Regions from separate parts of the Homo sapiens genome. Here region 1 is linked to region 2. A link is a loop called in an ENCODE intact Hi-C map of the cell type or tissue named here. Cell type or tissue: B cell. All regions are shown on one strand.

What was found. Peaks named below come from ENCODE experiments on the same cell type or tissue, not always from the same donor. Only the 100,000 strongest peaks of a DNase experiment are listed, where the experiment ranks them.
Region 1: it touches region 2 in a loop (11-fold over the local background); 3 of 110 quality-filtered maps call a loop at or near these places.

Annotation. Positions count from the first base shown.
Region 1 is chr17:73,562,952-73,570,951 of GRCh38, reverse strand. The region is part of intron 1 of SDK2 (sidekick cell adhesion molecule 2); the gene reads left to right. Among named protein-coding and RNA genes, the nearest start is that of SDK2-AS1, 53 kb to the right of the region's middle. RefSeq lists enhancers at 2,952-3,540, 4,131-4,720, 4,721-5,311, 6,287-6,787. In B cell, CTCF peaks have their summits at 2,992 and 3,498; a DNase peak (open chromatin) is centred at 3,591; H3K27ac peaks cover 3,737 bases.
Region 2 is chr17:73,706,723-73,714,722 of GRCh38, reverse strand. No RefSeq gene overlaps it. Among named protein-coding and RNA genes, the nearest start is that of SDK2, 66 kb to the right of the region's middle. In B cell, a CTCF peak has its summit at 4,369 (motif pointing right); DNase peaks (open chromatin) are centred at 3,392 and 4,362; H3K27me3 peaks cover 1,089 bases.

The sequences.
Region 1 (8,000 bases), 140 kb after region 2:
CACAATAGTCACCCTTGACCCCAGGCTGTGGGCTGAGGAGGAATAGGGGAGCAGAGACCCTAAAGGGGGCACAGAGCATGTGAGGTCAGCCATGTCCCTGCAGGCCTGGGAGGAGCATTTCGGGCTAAACTCAGTTCAGTCCAGTGAGGGGCAGGAAGAACACAGGAATGGGTAGAAGAGGGCCCCTCCAAAGGGCTCCGGTGTTAGAGACTGACCTGGCTTTGATATGAGTTCTGCCACGGGCAAGGACTTGATCTTCTCTGAGCCTCAGCCTTCCCATCTGTAAAACAGAGCTAAAGCAGTGCCCTTTGTGGGTGGCTGCGAGATGGCGGTGAGCTGATGGTGGTGTTCAGTGCCTCACGGGTAGTCAGCGCTCAGTGGAAGGTGGCAACATCACCACCATCAGCCTCACCATCACCATCACCGCCATCATCACAAGAGGGGTGCTGGGTGGGTCCCCCTCTTTTTGATTTTTGGGCTAATCTAGTGGCAAATGGCAAAGCGGCACCAACTGCTCACCCAGCCAGCAGTGGGAGCCACCTCACCCACCCTCACATGCACCTGGAGGCTCTTTATTGAGCATATGCTCTGCTGCGATTTGAGAAAACAGAGCCAGGAGCTCACAGAACCTATGGGTTGTGTGGTTTCTGGACCCGGTGTAGACGGGGTCTACCACTCCTATGGGGTGGTAGGAGATGCATGTTGAGGCCGGGCTGTGCTTAGGAGGCAGGGGTGTAAACAGGGAGGGGAGGTAGCAAGGCTGGGCCCCTGGGGTGGTCGCCCTGTGTCCACCAAGCTCAGCAGTCCCAGTCTCTCCCCAAGAGGGGCTCTGGGGGGCCGTCCCGAGGGGCTCTGGGGAGAGTCATGGGGCCGCCTGACTCTCTTCCTTCCCCAGCCGAAGCCTGAAAGAGTTAGAGCGCTGAGGTCCTGCTCCTCATCCTTCACCCAGAGTAAGTGTCCCGTGTCCATGGCTGCAGCCTCCCGTAACTCAGGACCTGCTGCAGAGAGGCTCCTCGGCCGCTTTTATCACCCCCATATCTTCTGGACCTGAGAGTGGTGACAGCCGTGTAGCTCCTAGAGATCAGGAAAAGACAAGGAAGGAAGGGTACAGGCTTACAGATCAAGGCTCGGAGCTCCGTTCTGAGGACCTTTGCGGGGGTTCTCATCGCCCATCTACCAATGTGAGTGGGATTGACCCAGTTTTCTTTTCTCGTCTGATCTTTCCCAGAGTGCAGCATAGTGTACAACAGTGACTTTCAATCCACATCAGACCTTAAAATCACACAGAGGGGCTGAAAAAAAAAAATTCCAATGCCTGGATGCAGCCCTGACTAATTCTGATTTAATTCGTTGGGGGTGGGGATTGCTTTTGAAAGCAATCCCCACCCCCATCCCTCACCACGTGATTCCAATGTGCTGCAAGGGTTAATAGGCACGAATACAAAATAACATGGGGCCCAGCACGGTGCCTCACGCCTGTAATCCCAGCACTTTGGGAGGCCCAGGTGGGCAGATCACCTAAGGTCAGGAGTTTGAGACCAGCCCAGCCAACAAGGTGAAACCCCGTCTCTACTAAAAATACAAAAATTAGCTGGGTGTGGTGGCGTGCGCCCGTAATCCCAGCTACTCAGGAGGCTGAGGCAGGAGAATCACTTGAACCTGGGAGGCGGAGGTTGCAATGAGCTGAGATGACGCCATTGCCCTCCAGCCTGGGCGACAGAGTGAGACTCCATCTCAAAAAAAAAAAAAAAAGAAAAGAAAGAAAGAAAGAACATGGGCTTTGGAACTAGGCTTTCAACCCCAGCTCTATCTCTTACTACTAGCTGTGTGATCTTAGGTGAGTTACTCAACATCTCTGAGCCTTAGTGCTGATTTTGGTTTTTAAAAAATTAATAATAAAACAACTTGGAGACAGCAGTTCCTGGTTCTTGTGGTTACTATGAGTGTAAATTAAGAAAATATACACAAAGGCCATTAGCACATAATAGGTGCTTTTTCAACCTTTGCCCCCTGTGTGCACTTTTTAGGGAGACGATGGCAATATTGTCATGTGATGTATCACAAAAGTACATGAAGCCTGCAGAGAGGTGGGCCCTGCTGTCCAGCGGTTTGAAGATAAAGCATGTTCCTTCCTTCTGCAGTCGCCTGTTTAACGACTCTTCTCCTTGTATTTATCCTGCTTGGGGTTCATTGAGCCTCTTGAATCTTCAATTTGTCTTTCTCCAAATTTGGGGAATTTTCAGCCCTTATTCCTTTAACTACTTTTTATGCATTCATTCACTCCTGACTCTTCCTAGACTTCATGTATAATATATGTTAGACCTTCATCTCCAGTCTGAGGCTCTGGGCTTTTTTTAAAGTCTTCTTTTCTGCTGGTTCTTCAGGGTGGGTATTTTTTATTGATCTATTTTCACATTCATTGACTCTTCTGTTCTCATCAATCTGCTGTTAAATCTATCCAATAAATTTTTAATTTCAGATCTTGTATTCAGCTTGTATTAGTCCATTTTGCATTGTTATAAAGGAATACCTGAGGCTGGATAATGTATAAAGAAGAGACGTGTATTTGGCTCACGGTTCTATAGGCTGTACAGGAAGCATGGCACTAGCATCTTTCTAGCGAGGGGCTCAAGAAGCTTCCACTCACTGGCAGAAAGAAAAGAGGGAGCAGTTGTGTCACATAGAGAAAAAGAGAGATAGAGGGTGCAAGAGAGAGGGGGAGAAGGTGCCAGCCTCCTTTAAACAACCAGCTCTCTTGTGAACTAACAGAGCGAGAATTCACCCATTACCGTGGGAAGGGCACCAAGGGATCTGCCTCCCAACACAAACATCTCCCCCAGGCCCCATTTCTAACATTTAGGATCCGGTTTCCACATGAGATTTGGAGGGGACACATATCCAAACCATATCATTCCACTCCTGGCCTCCTAAATTTCATGTCATTTTTACATTGTAAAATATAATCATTTTTTTCCAATAGTCCTTGAAAGTCTAAACTCATTTGAGTATCAACTCAAAAAGTTTAAAGTCTCATTTGAGACTCAAGGCAAGTTGTTTTAAATTTATGAATGTGTAAAAGCAAAACCAAGTGATTTACTTTCAAGATACAATGGTGGTACAGGCATGAGGTAAACATTTTCATTTCAAAAGGGAGAAATCAACCAAAAGAAAGAAATGACAGACCCTACCCAAGTCCGAAACCCAGCAGGGCAGGTGTTAAACCTTAAAGCTCTGAAATAATCTCTCTTGACTCCATGTCCCACATCCTGGGCACACTGGTGTGAGGGTTGGGCTCCCAAGGCCTGGGCAGCTCCACCCCTCTGGCTTTGTAAGGCACAGCCCCCCTGGCTGTTTTTAACGGGTTGGAGTCTGGTGCCTGTTCATGTTGAGGTTGTAAGCTGTTGGTGGCTGTACCACGCTGAGGTCTGGAGGCTGGTAGCCCCATTTCCACAGCTTCACCAGGCAGTGTCCCGGTGAGGACCCTGTGGGAGCTTCAACCCCACGTTTTTGCTTGACACTGCCCTAGCAGAGGCCTTCTGTGGGGGCTCCGCCCCGTGGCAGGCCTTGTCTGGGCACCCAAGTTTTTTAATACATCTTCTGAAATCTAGGAGGAAGCTGCCAAGCCTCTTTCACTTTTGTATTCTGTGTGCCTGCAGGCTTCACCATGTGGAAGCTGCCAAGTCTTATGGCGTATGCCCTCTGAAGTGGAGCCCTGAATGGTACCTGGGGTTCTTTGAGCCCTGGCTGGAGCTGAAGCAGCCAGGGATGCAGGGAGCAGCCTCCTGGGGCCGCAGAGGGCAGCAGGGATCCAGGCCTGGCCCCTAAAACCATTTTTTAGGCCTCTGGGCCTGTCATGGAAGGGATTTTCCCCAAAGACCTTCCAAATGTCTTCCAGGTCTTTTTTTTTCCAGTGTCTTTGTTATTCGTGCTTGACTCCCGTTTAGTCATGTAAATTTATCTAGCAGGAGGTTATCTTACAAGTGCCTTGGGTTTCTCACTGGAAAGGCACTTTTGTTCTCTACCTCATGGCCAAGCTGGAAATTTTCTAAGTTTTTACACTCTGCTTTTTTTTTTTTTTTAATTATAAGTGTTAAATTTAAGTCGTTTTTTTGTTCTCATATCTAGTCGTAGGAAGTTAGAAGCACCCAGGCCACATTTTGAGTGCTTTGTCGTTTAGAAATTTCTTTTGCCAGATATCTTGGGTTATTACTTGTAAGTGGTGTCTCTCATAAAGCCCTAAGCCATAGACACAGTGTAGCCCAGATTTTTATTAAGGCATAACCAGGGTGATCTTCACTCCAGTTTTTAATAAGTGTTTGTTTTCCTCTGAAACCTCATCAGCCTGGGCTTTGCTATCTATATTTCTATCAGGACTTTGGTTACAACCATTTAACTAGTCGCTAAGAAGTTCTAAACTTTATGTCATGTTTTTGTCTATTTTTGAACCCACCAAACTCTTTCAACCTTTGTTCATTACCTAATTTCAAAGCTGTTTCAACATTTTCAAGTATCTTTATAGCAACACTCCACTCTCAGTACCAGTTTTCTGTACTTGTCTGTTTGCATTGCTGTAAAGGAATACCTGAGACTGGGTAACACACACACACACACACACACACACACACACACACATATATATATAAGAATTTTATTTGGCTTATAGTTCTGGAGGCTGTACAAGAAGCATAGTGTTGGCACCTGTTTCTGGTGAGGCCTCAGGAAGCTTCCACTCATGCCAGAAGTTGAAGGGGAGAGCAGATGTGTCAGATGGAGAAAGAAGAAGCAAGTTAGAAGGCAGGAGGTGCCAGGCTCTTTTAAACAACCAGCTCTTGGCTGGGGGCAGTGCCTCACGCCTGTAATCCCAGGACTTTGGGAGGCCAAGGTGGGTGGATCATGAGGTCAGGAGATTGAGACCATCCTGGCCAACATGGTGAAACCCGTCTCTACTAAAAATACAAAAATTAGCTGGGTGTGGTGGCATGCGCCCGTAGTCCCAGCTACTCAGGAGGCTGAGGCAGGAGAATCGCTTGAACCTGGGAGGCGGAGCTTGCAGTGAGCTGAGATTGCGCTATTGCACTACAGCCTGGCGACAGGGCCAGACTCCATCTCAAAAAAACAAACAAACAAACAAACCAAAAAAAGAAAAAACAACTAGCTCTCTAACAGAACGAGAGCTCACTACCATGGGAAGGGCACCAAGCCGTTCATGGGGGAACCCCCTTACCCAAACACCACCCGCTAGACTGCACCTCTAACACTGGAGATCGCATTTCCACATGAGATTTGGAGGGGATAAATACCTGAACCATATTAGAGATCTAGAATTTTTATGTGGTTCTTTTTATGCTTTTTATTTTCCTACTAAGATTTTCTATTTGTTCATTCATTATGACCACATTTTTCTTTATGTCCTTGAGGATAGTTATAATAGCTGTTTTAAAACAATCTGTATTGATTGCCTTTTCTATTGTGTAGGGATCACATTTTCCTGTTTCTTCATGTGCCTAGGAATTTTGGAATGTATCCTAGATGTCATGAATTACATGTTTTTTAGCAAACAGGTAACTTCCCTGCACTCAAACTCCAAACTTGCTCTCCCCTGTGGTTGACAGTAGCAGAAATCTCTGTTCAGTCCCTCTAGCCTTTGCTGGGCTGCTTGGGATTGGCCCCATGTGTACATATTTCAGAGATCAGCCTAAGGTTTGGGTAGAATTTATATACAGAATTCAGGTCTCCTCCCTCTGGCTCTCCTCCTTCTGGGATTCCTGCCCTCAACTTCCAACTGCTGCGGTTGCCGCAAACTCTGTCCTCTAGTTGTTTAAGCCAGTAAGACTGGATTTTCTATCTGGATTTAGCCACCCCACTTGGCAGGAGCTAGAGCCTGACCTCAAACAAATACCCATAAATATGGGAAGTTCACCCAGTGCCATTTCTATCTTCTAAACATTGACTTCCCTCTAGTGTCAGCCTGCTTTTGGTTGTTCTCCAATGCCTCAGGCAGTTGTTTATTGCTATCTGGGGAAAGGGTTGACCTAACTAACAGCAGCCACTCCACCCTTACCAGATGCCCAAAGCCCAGCTGTTTAGTCTTTTGTTTTGGGTTTGTTTTTGTTTTTTGTTTTTTTTTCAGACAGAGTCTCTCTCTGTCCCCCAAGCTGGAGTGCAGTGGCGCGATCTCGGCCCACTGCAACCTCCGCCTCCCAGGTTCAAGCGATCCTCCTGCCTCAGCCTCCCGAGTAGATGGGACTGCAGGTATACGCCACCATGCCCAGCTAATTTTTGTATTTTTAGTAGAGACAGAGTTTCACCCTGTTGGCCAGGCTGGTCTCAAACTCCTGGCCTCAAGTGATCCACCTGTCTCGACCTCCCAAAGTGCTGGGATTACAGGCGTGAGCCACCATGCCCAGCCCCAGCTGTTTCGTTTTAATGTCATGGGGAGGGAGCAGGGCAGGACACCAGGCACCTCTCTGGGTCACACGTACATCCAGTGGAATTAGTTAAATCAGTTGTTCAGATGACGACACAGCCCAGGGGCTCAGATGCAGGAGAGAATACACACCTGCCTCACTTTAAGCAGAAATGGACTCAAGTGGACTTTATACTCTAAGCCAGTAGTGTCCAGTAGAACTTTCTGTAGTGATAGAAGTATTCTGTTGTCTGTGCTGCCCAACATGGTAGTCACTAGCCATATGTGGCCAGTGCTACTGAGAAACTGAATTTTTAATTTTATTTAATTTTAATTAACTTAAATAGCTATATGTGGCTATTGGTTACCGTATCGAACAGCTCTAAGTAAATCCAAGAAATTGAAGTGTGAATTTACAGAAAAACGTAAAGCAAGGTGAATACAAAAGAAGTTTTCAAAAAGATTTACTGGGGGCTGGGCACAGCGGCTCATACCTGTAGTTCCAGCACTTTGGGAGGCCGGGTGTGTGAAACAAGGTGGGTGGATCGCTTGAGCCTAGGAGTTTGAGGCCAGCCTGGGCAACATGGCAAAGCCGTGTCTCTACAAAAAATATAAAAAATTAGCTGAGCGTGGTGGCACATGCTACTCGGGAGGCTAAGGAGGGAGGATGACTTGAGTTGGGAACGTTAAGGCTGCAGTAAGCCATGATGGTGCCATCGCACTCCAGCCTGGATGACAGAGGGAGACCCTGTCTCAAAAAAAAAAAAATCAGTGAGAGAAAAAAGAAGACTCACCTAGGCCATTTGAAATGGGATTTCACTCATCTCAACCCTGCCCCCAAAATATGTATACCTAAAATTGACCCTTTCAGAGCACTGTTGTACTACAAAGTTGCTCAATGAATATCAAACTCAGAGATAGATATATTAGAGAATGATTACAAAAGGGCACAAAGATTTTTTTTTAAGAGACAGAGTCTCATTCTGTCTTCCAAACTGGAGGGCAGTGGCCTGTTCATAGCTCACTGCAGCCTCAAACTCCTGGGCTCGTGCAATCCTCCCACATTCAGCCTTCTGAGCAGCTGGGACTACAGCCGTGTGCCACCGCACCCAGCTAATTTTTTATCTTATTTTTTGTAGAGGTGGGGTCTCACTGTGTTGCCCAGGCTGGCCTTGAACTCTTGGCCTCAAGCGATTCTCCTGCCCCCGCCTCCCAAAGTGTTGGGATGACAGGTGTAAGTCACTGCACCCAGCCAGAAATGTTTATAAGTTGTGAATTCCCTAAGATATTTGAGCTATAATGTGATTTATAAAAATTAGATTTGCCTGATACTTCTGGGGGAGGATATTTCTGGTTCGAAGAGAAGTTGACAGTGACTCACTTCATCTTATCCCAGCCTTGCCAGAGGCCATGAGTCTCCTCCATGGTGCGTGCCTGTCCAAGCCTCCTCGCCAGCAATGGCCCGAGGACCAGGGTGGGGCGGCAGGCAGTGAGGCGGTATCAGAGCGGAGCTGTCCTTCCCCTCCCCTGCCTTCCTCCTCCCTTCCAGAAATGGCTTCAAGTGCCCAGGTCCGAGTCAGACTGCCTGGGCTGG
Region 2 (8,000 bases):
CTTTCTTTCAGTGTTGACTGCTTACCCACATTGTAGGTATGTCTTTATATTTAGTTATTTTAATTTTTTTCTTATGCGTTATCTAAATGCATCATAAGTTAATAAATTGGCTTCTTGTCTGTGATTGGTGCTACAAATATGACTTCCCATTTACTCCTTGTCTTTCGACCTCAATAGTCTTTTGTCTTGATTTTACCCACACTGATGCTTTCGTTTTTCTGAACTAGATTGATCAGTCTTTTCCTGTGTGGCTCCTGGTTTTCGTTTCCCACTTTGGAAACTGGTTTCCAACTCCAACATTGTAAATATATTTACCCAAATGTCTTCCGTAACTTTTATTGCTTCATTTTTTTCTTTAGTATGTTAATCCTTGACCCATCGGGGATATATTTGGGTATAAGGAGTTAGGTAAGGATACTGCTTTATTATTTTTTTTCAAAGGGTTGGCCAGTTATTCTGACACTATTTACTGAATAATCCCCCTTTTAGACAAACCATTTCAATAAATCCTTTCATGAGGGGGGTCACAGAACCCTTTGAGAATCTGATGAAAGCTACAGATCCTCTCCCCAGGAAAAAATATGTGTCTATAGCACACACTAAATTTCACAAACAATTTCAGCAGGGCATGTGGACCTTCCGGGGCACATCCGTTGACTCCCAAGAGGTCTGTAATCTCCAGTTAAGCACCCTCTCCTTTATATGGAAGAAACAGTTCTTAAATAGTGGGATTCAGCCTCCAACACAGGTCAGTGAGAACTCATTTTGTAGTGGAAAACGTGCTAAAAATAGTCCCACAACCTCCTCAAGGCAGAAAACTCCAGCCTACCATTAGGGCTGTGGGATACCTCAGACTTCCACCATCTTATGTCCTGGGAGCTTAAAACCTTCCACTCACCATTCTGCTGGCCCAGTGCATCCAACAGACAGCACGTTAACCTTTCTCTAGAGTGCAAGTAGCCCTCATTGAACAACTTGCTCCTGAACGAATGGGGCAGGTACAGGTACGTTGCTTCATGTGACTCAGTTCGCTGCCATCATAGTTCGCTGCAGCCTCGAACTCCTGGACTCAAGCAATCCTCCCTCCTCCGTTTCCCAAAGCACTGAGATTACAGTCGTGAGCCACCATGCCCTCCCAGCAGCCAATTTCAGACTCCGTTTTCCACCCCAGATTTGCCTACTCCTTCTGAGATCTGATCTTTTGGGTTGTGTATGTCCATTCTCACACCTTCACCCTCAATTCCTTCCCGTGCATTGAAAGCCAGCGCTGGCCTTTGGGCTTTCTGACCCTTTGAGAAATAAAGGTTTGAGCTGAGCTGGCCCCCTTGCACCCTCTTGACTTCTGACTCGGAAGCAGCAGCAGCTGTGACCCGGCCACAGAGCTCGTCTGGACAAGCCTTCCCTCTGCTGGGATCCCCCGGCGCTACCCCATTCCTCTGGCTCCGAGGATTCTCTGAATCAGAAATTCTTGGCAGGTACCCAGCAACGTGGGTTTTTACAGGTACCTCAGGGAGGGCCAGCTATGTCCTTTGTGGGGATCAGGGCAAAATGAAAATGTGGAGCCCCTTATTCAAAAAATATTAAGAATCTCAGGATGGCAACAGCAGACTACTAAACCCTTCTGAGTGCGGGGTCTTTCTGAGTGCAGGCGTCTTTCTGAGTGTGGGATCTGAGTGTGGGGTTCTTTCTGAGTATGGGGGTCTCTCTGAGTGTGAGGGTCTTTCTGAGTGGGGGGTCTTTCTGAGTGCGGGGGTCTTTCTGAGTGTGGGGATCTTTCTGAGTGTGGGGGTCTTTCTGAGTGCGGGATCTGAGTGTGGGGGTCTTTCTGAGTATGAGGGTCTTTCTGAGTTTGAGGGTATGTCTGAGTGTGGGGGTCTTTCTGAGTGTGAGGGCCTTTCTGAGTGTGGGGGTCTTTCTGAGTGTGGGGGTCTTTCTGAGTGCGGGTCTTTCTGTGTTTGGGTGGGACCTGTGAGACTGTGCACGTTGCCCTTGCTGACACTGATGAGAACTCGAGTTTTAGAATCGCTGTTGCAGCCAACGCTGACACTCACTGACCCAGGCATTTCTCACCTGGCTCCAGGAATGGTTCTGGGCCTTGGCAGGTTCATCTTCTCACTGCTCCAGACCCCTTGTGCACAGGCTGCCCATCACGGGGACCTGAGTGATCTCTGGAAGTCTCTTCTCCTGGCACTCCCTTCCCGGTTCTTGCCCTGTTCAGGCATGCATTAACACTCTAGTTAGTGCCTCTGTGGCTAACTATGAGTGCCTTGTTCTGGCATCAGCTGGATAAAATAAAATCTCACATCCTTATTTTTGTGGGGATAAAAGTTTCTCATTTACACACACACACACTCACACACACACTCTCTCTCTCACACATAAACACACACGGTTTTCCCATGTGATCCTCAGCTCCTCCGGCCCCCACATGTGCACGCACACACAAACACATACATTCAAAGAGGACCCTGCCTCGGTTTTGACCTGGCCTGACCAGGATGACAGCTTGGCATGCAGCAGCCCCTCTACTTGTCCCGGGAGAATCGAGCCCTGGAAGGCTGGCGGGAGCCAGGACCTGAGGCTGGAGGCTGAACCTCTCCTGGTTTCTCCACAAGCTTCTCCTGTCAGATGCCCAGATGTGACATCTGTTCCCAGCCCAGAGGCCTCTGCTGCCCCTGACAGCCCACTGCACCTGCGCTCAGTTTGAAATGTGAGTCTGTCAGACAACATCCACTCAGAGGAGGAGAAAGGCAGTGTCCTGTTGGGGTGCGCCATCCAGGCAGCCTCTGCCCCTGCCCTCTATGCTCTGAAATCCATCTCATGTCACCAACATTAATTTAGCAGCTACTAAGCTCCAGTCACTGTGCAGGGCACTCGGGGTCATGAGTTATTAAAACCTAGTCCCTGCTCCTGAGATACAGAGAGCTGTCGCAGTGACACATTGCAACCAGTTCATGCCAGTTTGTACCAGCTCATGGGAGCCTATGGCTAAATTTTCAGGAATACTACAAGCCCATCATCAAAGCATCATTAGTTTAAAATTATCATCCTTGGAATATTTACACCATGGAAATTGGCAAATGCCCCAAATCAAGCCCTTTTGTGGAGGACCACTGCAGCTGTGTGAGGCTGGGTGAGTGACCTATCCTCTCCAAGACCTCCTTTTAGTATATCCTTAAACAGGTTAACAATTGCACCTCCTTCACTGACTACTGTGAGGCTGAAATGAGATCATCCACAGCACGCTCACCATTCAGTGCCTGGCAGACAGAAAGTGCCCAACAATTCATAGCTGCTGTCATTTTTAGAATGTAATGATGTTATTATGCAAATAAGTAAGTACCACAGTGCGCTTGGTATAGCTACAGTGTTAGAGGCGCATAGATGAGGAAGTGGTTAACTCTGCATGGCGATCAGGGCAGCAGTCCAGGAAGGCCTTGAACCAAGCCCTGAAGAACAAGTTGAATGTGCCCGAGTAGACCAGGTAGACCAGATGGGCCAGGAAAGGAGAGGTTGTCCAAGAAGAAGGAATGGTGTGTGCAAAGGCGGGGAGGCATGGGGGGCTTGCGGAGCAGTCTGAAATGACCGGCCTACAGGGCTAGCAAGGGAGTCGTAATGAGCACCTACTGTCAGGCCCTTTGGAAACCATGATATCAACGGGTCTTCTCCATAAAGCCCTATACCCTGCCCGCTTTGCAGGGAGCACATCTAAGCTGGGAGGGGCTACATGCTTTGTTTGCTTTGCTTTGCTTTGCTTTGCTTTGCTTTGCTTTGCTTTGCTTTGTAGGGGAGCACACCCAAGCTGGGAGGGGCTACCGTCTTTGACCACAGAGCAGGTCAGCAGCTGAGAAGAGCTGAGCCTGACTCTGTTCTGTCCGACTCTAGGACAGAACAGGGAGAGGACTCTGTTTCACACCAGCCTCCAGGATGGCCCACCTCTCCAAAGGCGGTGGAAACTATCTCCAGGAATCCCTGGCTGACAGAGCTCGAGGAGGGGTGGCTGCTGACCTCCGGCACCCCAAGCCTCCCAGTACCAGGAGCATTGGCCACTCCCAAGATTCTCAGATGCATGTCCCATTGTCCCTGAGGCTTCCACAGCTGGTCCTCACTACCCCATTCCCTTCTAGCCCTTTCCAGATGAGAGTGGCCAGGGTTCATGGTCATGCTCACATCCTCCCTGGACACACACTTTTATTCTGCCTCCCTCTGATGGCTGGCATAGGATGACACAGCCACTTAGGGAATAACTGAAGAGACGAGTCATAATAGATATTCTCATTAGTCCATTCTTCCCCGCCAAGGCCTCCCTGGCCGTTCACCTCTCCGCCTGTCTTCCCTTGCTAGCAAATTTATGTCATTCCTCCATTGGCCAGAAGGGGTCACTGCTTCCATATGCCCCTAAACTTCCCGGGTAACAGGCTCCTCTCCGCCCCACTTCCAGCGGTGCAGCCGGCCGTGCTCCACACCCCACCCACCAAAGCCTGTGTCACCTTCAGAGAGACTCGCTGCTGAGTTCCAGCAAGCGAGGATGACGGACAAGCCTGCGTGCCAGCAATGCTCTCATCGTGTAAGCCAACCAACTGCCCTTTGCTGGGCAGCGGTCAAGGTCTGCAGATGGAGCTTGGCCATTGTTACAGCTATTTAAAATCATGTTTAAATAATATGATGTGATCATCTCTAATGCCATCTTGATCACCACTTAACACAGGCGGGGGAGATGAGGCAAGCTCAGCCTCTTTCATACACCTTTGATGTTCTAAGGAGAGCCAAAACCAAGACAGGTTGGAATCAGCTTCTTTTCTTCTGCTGGAGGCCAGGTCTGGGTCAGGGTGTGTAAATTACCAGCAAGCAGTCAACAGTCCCCACTCCTGTGCCTGTTGAAGGCATAACTCATGGAACCCAGTTCTCTCCCCCGGGAGGCCAGGGGCAGACCCACATCTGGAGTCTGCATGAACACAGAACTTCTGGAGTCATTGCTGTTTAGTCATGCTAGAATTTAAAATGTCTAGATTAGCCTTTCTGGACTGAAAAAATCATGGAAAAGTGGTTCTCAAATCATGAATCTGGGCCTAAAGCATGGGGCAAGTACATCCTAGTCTGTGCAGAACACACTGAGAGCTATTGAGGTATTGGAGTTACCTGTGTAATGCCACGCTAAATCACATCCCATTTTATATGAGATTCAGGTATTGACGATAGGATGATAAGTGCCAAAAGACTCTACAAAAATGTGGAAAACAACAGAATAATCAAAGAAATTATATGTACTAATGTATTCTATCTGCAAATTGAGGAAAGACAGTCATTATCCCATTAACCTGTAGAACAGACTCCTCGGTTCAGCGTATAGAACGCAAGTCAGTTCAGAGCAGAAACTAGGAACTACAGCATCAGAGAAACAGCCTGGAATTTGAAGTCAGGAGATAGGATTCTGGTCCAAGTCCTGATAGGAATAACACATGACCTTGGACAAGATGCTTAATGTCTGCGCCTCAGTTTCCTCAACTGTAAAACAGGGACCATAATGTCTACTCTGCTTGGCTACTATGAAAATTAGGAGCAACAACAGAAGCAAACATGCTAAGTCCTGAATCCCTGCTTCTTGGACCTGGCTGAGATCGGGAAGTAGTAATCCTGAGCTGAAGCAGAGAAGATGTGTCATCTCCCAGTGCAAATGAGAAAACCCAGTGGGTACCAAGGCTGACCAGGACACTGGTACTGTCCATTTTCTCCAGAGGGAAGTTGGGGCTATTCAGAGAGAGTCCCATCCATCTCCCATCTTTGCACTTCTTTGTATTTTTCTTCCTCCACTCTTTCGGTTCCCTCCTCCATCCTCTAAAGACAGAAGAGTCTCCAGTTAGTATCAGGTCAGTATATGCTCATCTGGGCAAGTGGGAGCCAGGACATGTACCTGGGCTGGGATCTGGAACAATGGTGGAGTGCACAGCAGAGGGAAAGGGCTTGCCCATGGCTACATAGCACAGAACTGATGGGGACCAAAAGGACACTTTTCCAGGAGCAAAGCTAGAGTTGAGAACGAAATAGCAAGTCAGATGATGTTTCAGTCTGAGGAGACAGGCAGAGAACCTGGTGAAAGGCATGGGCTGGGCTAGCAGCCAGTGCTGGTGAGAAGCAGAGGGCAGGCTCAGATAGGTGGGTGGGGAGAGCTGAATGCAGGGGAAGCCCTCCAGGAATGGTGTAGCAACCCAGGGTTCCAGGTATGAACAGTAATGGATGGGAGCAGGTACCAGAATATTGGCGAGAGCAGATGCATAAGAGGACAGCTTAGGCAGAAAGGCGTGGACAACCCCAGTACCTGCAAGGAGGGACCTAGGGAAACCATGACTCCAGTTCCCTCTCCTCTTGCTTTCTGATCTCCAGTCATGCCTTCCACTGGTCTACCCCAACTGAAACCAGAAGGCAAAGCAGCCCCTTGAACATCTCTATGAAAGTCAGCTGGCCAGGCGTGGTGGCTCACGCCTGTAATCCCAGCACTTTGGGAGGCCAACGTGGGTGGATTACCTGAGGTCAGGAGTTCGAGACCAGCTGACCAACATGATGAAACCCCATCTATACTAAAAATACAAAAAAATTAGCCAGCGTGGTGGCGGGCACCTATAACCCCAGCCACTCGGGAGGCTGAGGCAGGAGAATCGCTTGAACCTGGGAGGTGGAGGTTGTGGTGAGCTGAGATGGCACCACTCCATCCTGGGTGACAGAGCGAGACTCCATTTCCAAAAAGAAAGAAAGAAAGAAAATCAGCCCCTTGGAGCACAGAGAGAGGTGGAGAGGAGGGTGAAAGGAGATCTGGGGAAGTAGCCTGAACACCAGCACTGCCAGGAACTGGGGGAATGCCAAGAGACAGCAAGCAGGTTTGGGGGCACTGGAGGTGAGGATCCAAGAGAATCACAAATGCCCAGAAAATAGAAAAAGAAAGCTTTGTCGAGAGGTAGAAGGAGCCTATGAACAACACATTTCCAGCTTCCCTTACGATGAGGGAGACACAGAGCATATGCACCACCTTGGGCCACTGGCATGTGAGGAGAAACTTTTCAGGGCTTCTGTAATAGATTTTACTACCAGATACAATGAAATGTGGGGACGGAATGGCCATTGGATATGGCTGTGTGCAGTCAAGATGTTTGGAGCAATGGCAACCCTTTTGCAACCATGAGGAAACCAGTGTCACACTGAGAACGGCAGAGCTTTATAAAGATGAAAGAATCTGAGTCTATGATAAAATCACTGGATCATTACATCAGCTCTGGAACCACCTTGACTCCAGGCTTGTTAGGGGAGAAAATAAATATCCTTGTCATTTAGGCTACGGGCAACTGGCTCTTCTGAAATGCAGTTCCAAGTATCTTGGCTTAAATGGATGATCCCAGGACCCAGCAGAATGCCTGACTCATAGTAGACGTTCAATAAATACATATTGATGAATTAACAAAGTAATGATTGGATGGATCCGTAACATGTGAGTGAACACCAGGTGTCATGGAACCCTTTCTCTCCACCTCTGCTGATAGAGAGCTCGGAGAAACCTCATCTTCCTGGGGGAGGAGAAGGTTGGCGGCTCCTGAGCGCCTTTGAGGACGAGCACAGGAAGGCCACGCTGCTACACACACACAGATGACTCATAAAGACGTATTTTTACCCCCTTCAAATGGTGATGTTCCTGTAATAAAGAATTTAATAACCCGCTGTGCCTGTGCGGAGAGAAAACTCATTTGTTTAATAGGCAGCAGTTGGGCTTTGTCATGTTCATTTAGTTTTTAATGACACACAGTTGTGCCAATATTGATTTTAGCTTATAAGGACTCAAAAAATTTACTGTCTAGATGGATCCAAGATGCAACCATTTTATTTTGCCTGCGTTGAAGGCACACAGTCCCCAGCCCTGGCCGGAGAGGGGCTCGGGAGCGCAGGTGGAGAACTGAGAACTCTTTGCCATCTCCGTCCCTCCTTTCTGCTTCCTCCCTGCCTTGCCTCTTGCCCTC